Linked DNA regions of Homo sapiens: region 1 is linked to region 2. Evidence: chromatin loops called from intact Hi-C (ENCODE). Cell type or tissue: GM12878. All regions are shown on one strand. Each heading gives the region's core, and the rest is flanking DNA. Links, peaks and the distances in the headings are about the cores only. Region 1 has its middle 37 kb from the start of TFB1M. Region 2 overlaps NOX3 (NADPH oxidase 3).

What was found. Peaks named below come from ENCODE experiments on the same cell type or tissue, not always from the same donor. Only the 100,000 strongest peaks of a DNase experiment are listed, where the experiment ranks them.
Region 1: a loop joins it to region 2, with 6 times the contacts of the local background. A loop is called at or near these places in 2 of 110 quality-filtered maps.

What each region holds. Positions count from the first base shown.
Region 1 is chr6:155,350,053-155,352,973 of GRCh38, forward strand. No RefSeq gene overlaps it. Among named protein-coding and RNA genes, the nearest start is that of TFB1M, 37 kb to the left of the region's middle. In GM12878, for the core only: no CTCF peak of the experiment used is centred there; DNase peaks (open chromatin) are centred at 1,489 and 1,747; H3K27ac peaks cover 2,361 bases.
Region 2 is chr6:155,416,794-155,419,714 of GRCh38, forward strand. All of the region lies in intron 10 of NOX3 (NADPH oxidase 3), which reads right to left. Among named protein-coding and RNA genes, the nearest start is that of NOX3, 38 kb to the right of the region's middle. RefSeq lists enhancers at 1,509-1,658, 1,759-1,818. In GM12878, for the core only: no CTCF peak of the experiment used is centred there; a DNase peak (open chromatin) is centred at 1,588; H3K4me3 peaks cover 1,354 bases; H3K27ac peaks cover 2,108 bases.

The DNA.
Region 1 (2,921 bases), core at 131-2,630, 67 kb before region 2:
GCGCTGTGCTGGGGACCCACTTCAGCCCCTGGTTACCTCAGACTCTCCAAAGCTAGAAACCTGGAATGTCTCAGTTGGCCGAACAGCAAAGGTGGTGGCATGCCCCTCCTTCTGGGAGCTCCATCTCAGGGAGGTGTAACACTGCTACCGGTGGCTGGCTGCAGTTCCAAGCCAGTGGGTCTTATCCCGCGAGGTGCCATGGAAGTGGGGTCTGCAGGCTGTTGCTGCTCAGCCCTTTTGATTCAGTTCCCTTCCTAGGGATATATTCAGGGGTCTAACCTCCCACTTTGTTGGAGTTGCAGCTGCTTTTGTTGGGAAGCCCAGAAAGCCTGGGTATCTAAGGCTCCCAGGTCTCTGCATGTGCCTGAGTGGCTGCTCTGCCAAGACTCCAGAGCTCTGTGCCAGACTGAAGGCCCTGGTGGCATGGGTTCACAGGGGGATCTCCTGACCTAAGAGTTGCAAAGATCCATGAGGGAAGCATGGGTTCCTGGGGTCACACATTCACTCACCACCTCCCTGGGTAGAGGAGGTTCCCCTGGCTCTGTGTTACTCCTGGGTGGGCTATCAACCTGCCTTGCTTTTCTCGATTCTCTGTGGGTTGAATTGTTTCTTTGATTAGACCCAATGCATTTACCTGGATGTATCAGTTGAAAATGCTGTATTTATGCACCCCTTCCATTCCTTTCTGTGAGAGCAGTGCACACTAGCTACTTCTAGTTGGCCATTTTCTCAGGTATTTCCTATATTCTCTTAAACCTTTCAGTCCTTCAACGCGCAGTCTCCCTCCTGCCTCAGGGCCTTGGCACATACTTTATTTTTCCTTGCCTGCAACGTTCTCATCTCTCTCTTGATCCCCCTCTCTGAACTTCCTCTAAGTTAATGTCTATTTATTAAAATCTCAGCTCAATCATTGCTTCTTTATTGACCCACAACCCCCCCAATCCCACAACTCTATCAGGTTCCCCCTTTTTATCTTTCCAGGTAGCAACTTCTACTTTTCCTTCTTATCAGTCATCATGATTTGTAATTGCTTACTTTTTAATGATTATTTAATCAATATTTCTCTCCTTTTGTTTACAAATTTTCTAGCACCTGGCCCAGTGAAGAACACTCAATAAATATAATTAAAGAAATATGTAAGAGAAGATAGAATTTTTATTGCACATTAACAAAAGAAATGAAAGAATCCACCTTTTTGAAAATTTAAAAATAAACCAAAATTTCTTATAGGCTGAGACATTGATCCATATAATTTGGTATAAACTTTGTTTGCTGATGAAGAGAGGGAAGTGGGGAGATGGGATGTAACTAATCTAGCAGCAATGAAAAAACAAAATTTTTCTGGTGAAATAAGTAATGGTTTTCTGGTTGAATAATTCTACACACAGAAAATGATTGATTAGAGTTTCCTGCAAGCCTGGGCTATGCAAATATAGCAGGTGTCTATGTATATGCAAGGCTTGAACACAGTCTTCAGTTACTTTTTTGGGAAAGCTGCCCCAGTTTAGTTTTGAGTCATATTTCTACATCTGTCACTATGTTCTAATCATTACCCAAACAGGTATCAGACATGACCACGTAGGCAAAATAAATAAATAAATAATAAAATTTAAAAAACCCAATTTTGGCTTTAAAGTGTCTCAGCATGGATAATGTGGATGAATGGATACATGTTCTAATCTACTTATATCTACTTATTTCTGTTTCAATTTTAAAAAGTGATAGAGCACTCATGAAGGCATAAGTATTGCCTAACAAGTTAACTGGAGCCTCAGTTAATATGTGCTACATTAGCTGAATGAATGAGTGAATGACTAAAATTTGACAGAAAAAAGATTGTGAGATCTGTGGGATTCTTTCCTTTCCTTTTCTTTTTCTTTCTTTCTTTCTTTTTCTTTTTCTTTTTTTTTTTGAGATGGAGTTTCACTCTTGTTGCCCAGGTTGGAGTGCAATGGCGTGATCTCGGCTCACCACAACCTCCGCCTCCTGGGCTCAAGTCATTCTCCTGCCTCAGCCTCCTAAGTAGCTGAGATTATAGTCATGCACCACCACGCCCAGCTAATTTTGTATTTTTAATAGAGATGGGGTTTCTCCATGTTGGTCAGGCTGGTCTTGAACTCCCGACCTCAGGTTATCTGCCTGCCTCGGCCTCTCAGAGTGCTGGTATTATAGGCATGAGACACCGCACCCAGCCAGATCTGTGGGATTCTTCACTTGATCTTGTGGCGATCTGAGATAACCAAAATCTATTTTGAGAATTAACTCTTCACTTAAGAGCTTCTAGTACAAACTACATGGTTCCTTTGGCAAGTACTTTTTATGTGGCACTAAAGATGCCCTAAGGAGCTTTAGAAAAATCAATGAGAAAGATCCACTTGGTTCCAGAAAGTGTTTTACATTTCAGGAAGGTCAGTGAATCAGTGTTTCTGGTTCATTTCAGCCTAACTGCATTCTATTTGAAGTAGTTTTTTAAATGGTCATCTCCTGATCACTTTTTCTTTTAGGTCTCATTAAGCTTAAAGGGCTTCACCTCAAAGGGACCCTGATCACTAAAAAGTTATTTCTGGATGGAGTGATGTTAGCCAGTTAGAGGATTGGGGGTCACTTGCTCTTATCTTCCCTCAGTAAGAATCCCATCCACAGAAAAAAGTCTCCTTCTGGGTCTCTGAGATTCAGGTAGAAGGCTGTGAAACCTGGTGGAGCCCAAGACCTAGGATAGTGGTTTTGAGAGTGCAGACCTGCACCTAGGTGTCAGACTGGCTGACTGTGCTTCTGAGTTCAAACCTCAAACCAGCCCCATTCCCTAAAGGCTTGCCTTGAACCTACAAACAAAACAATTTTCCAAAGGGTCCAGGAGGAATCATGCACACTATTGCCTCAGCAGAAAGGCTCATCTGCTTGCTGACATCAGTTTCAGTAGT
Region 2 (2,921 bases), core at 254-2,753:
AGGCTGGAGTGCAGTGGTGCAATCTCAGTTCACTGCAACCTCCACCTCCCAGGTTCAAGCAATTCTTATGCCTCAGCCTCCCGAGTAGCTGGGATTACAGGCACCTGACACCACGCCCGGCTAATTTTTGTATTTTTAGTAGAGATGGGGTTTTGCCATGTTGGTCAGGCTGGTCTCCAACTCCTGGCCTCAGGTGTTCCGCCCACCTCGACCTCCCAAAATGCTGGGATTGCAGGTGTGAGCCACCACACCTGGCCTGAAACATTATTTAATAGCAGAATGATTCCATAAATTGTGGCCTATCCACACTATGGAATACTCTAAAGACACCAAACAAAATGAAATAGATCATCAGGTATTGACACTGACGGTGCCCGAAGTTATGCTTTAATGAAAAACAAAACAAATTACACTTCCTCTGCCTTCTACACACACACACCCCTATTTATGCATGAATGTGTATAGGTATATGCATATAAATGCATGGAAAAGGAATGGAATGAGACATATTCAACTGTTTAATGGTGAGTTTCTTAGGGAGCAAAGTTGGGGAGGTGTTTAGTTTGGGGAGGGAGGTGAAGGGAGATTTTAAAATGTTTGTGTATTTCATTGGACTCTTTTGCAAGAAGACTGTAGTCACGCAATCTGTGGTTAATAAACCAAGATATTAAACATATTAATACTGGTCACTTCCGCACAGAGCAATGGTGAGGGCTGATGGGGTACTGAGGCCTTTTGAGGCCCTCCGAGGAAAGACAAGAAGCATACATTTCTTTAGGAGAAGCATGAATGGCCCCTCCTAAAGAGGCCAACTGATGGCAGGAATCTTGGTGATTAGTAGAGATGATCAGTTCCAGGAGTAGTCAGAGCTCCAGTGTGAGGGAAAGTGAAAGTAAATAATTTCTCAAAGTAAACAGATTAAATTAAATGCATTTTTCATTCACTAGAAAAGAGAGCAGGCCCTCCTTTGTTTTATTAATATATTTTAGTAGAGTATGGATTTTTTGTCTTTTTTGGCCTCTTTCCCTTGTTCCCACTGGCCCGTGCTGTCTTTTTATTTGAATTATCTGTTTATTATATTAGGTTAAGAACCCAAAGGCCATTTTGCATGGGACACACTATAAATACCCATTATCATGGTTATATATTATGGAGCTGATGAAGGAAGACAATTTATGAAGAAATGAGATTATCTCAGTTCTTGTATAATCTGTTGTATCGTAGTCTGAAGACTACATATGCAGTTAAGAAAACGAACCGCATCTTGCAGTTGGCAGTTGTCTCAGTCCTGACTGCACAGCTGTGATATTAGGGAGAACTAAAATGTGTAAGCCAATCTATTTATGTCAGCAATCCTCCCCCTCCCTCCCCATTCATACACACCTATTTCATTCATCATTTTGACAGTTTGCACAAGCAAACCGTCCTAATTTTTTTTCAAGAGCTCTTTTCACAAATTGAGTGTGATGTAGAATTAATCATACCCGTTAGGCAGGAGGTGGAGGACTTTATTGCTAGAGGGCATTTTTCACCCCCAGCATTCAGCTTCCTCCATATTGCATCACAGAGAATTCTCAACCACCCTCAGCCTTCCCTCATCCCACAGGGGCACAGCGTTCTCAGCTGCCTTCAACTCAGTGAAGTTTGGCTCTTACTTCTGCGTTGAAAATATTTCTTTCATGTATTACAACTTTTTTCCATTTTCATCACAGCAAGCCATCATTATACTTCTTGTTATTTGGCCTTCTTGGGAAATCCCCTCCTGCCCATTCTTCCCCCTCCCCTTCCACTCCCCGCCCCCTCCCAGATCTTTCAAAACAAAAGTACTTAGAAACAAAGATATTTTAAGACATCAGCTTCAAATGGAAAGTACTACTTATGACGCTTCCCACTGAGGAAGTGGCAGGCGCCTTATTGGTTGTGCTCCTGCATTTTACTTAGAAGTTTTCTAGAATAATGCAACAGAGGAGAAGGGTAAAGAAGTTCTAGTTTGCAACGGTGACAATTGAGAAAACTTTGGTGCACATTTTTTCCTATAGACTTGCAACTTGAGTTTTGTGTGTAAAAATGTATGCCTTATGCCAACCAGTGTTTTTACACATGGAGGAAAAAAAAATCCCACCTAATCGCAGTTAACCATTTAAGCTTAAAATTCTGGCTCTCAACGCCTATGCGAGTTGTCCTTTCCTTCCTTATTACAAAAGAGGACAATCTGAAAACTATAGTCCAGACTTAAAATTGTGAAGACACCGTTAGATAAATATGTACTGCTTTGCTCTGTGGCACTTCAAAAATTATATAGACTCTGACAGTTTAGTGGAAGGAGTAGTCTTTATATCTCAAAAGCATGTAGGTAGCCCTGACAAATATTAGTTACATAAGCCTAATAGTAGCTATACTCAAACCAACACAAAGTTGCTTTAAAAGAGAGAAACTTCCTAAACCTGTTCTCATGCCTGCAGACGCTTAAGGAATTGGATCTGAACTGTAATTTTCAGCCCAAACTTTCAATAGCATGAAAACCTCACTTCTTCCATGAAAGAACTTTGAAGCAGAAATCAGAAACACATGCTCAGGTCCTGACTCAGTGGTGAACAAGCTGGGTGACTTTGGACAAATCATCTCCGCTCGAGGTGCAGATACTGACTTTCATGGTCCTATGCAAAGCTAGGAGATTAGGACCTTTAAGTTATTTTATGATTCCACACTTTAGCTTCCTTTCTCCCATATGACATTATTTCTGCCCTTATTTTCACCTGAGTCGTGTCCAAATAGTCCCTCACATTTTTATAAGCGATGAAAACATTGCTTTTATATTTTTTACTCTACTGTTTCTGTTTCTTGGAATAGAGATCAATGTCCCTATTTTATGGTTTTGTGGTGACTGCAGTGCTGAAAGCCTTGAGAAACGCCACAAGCAG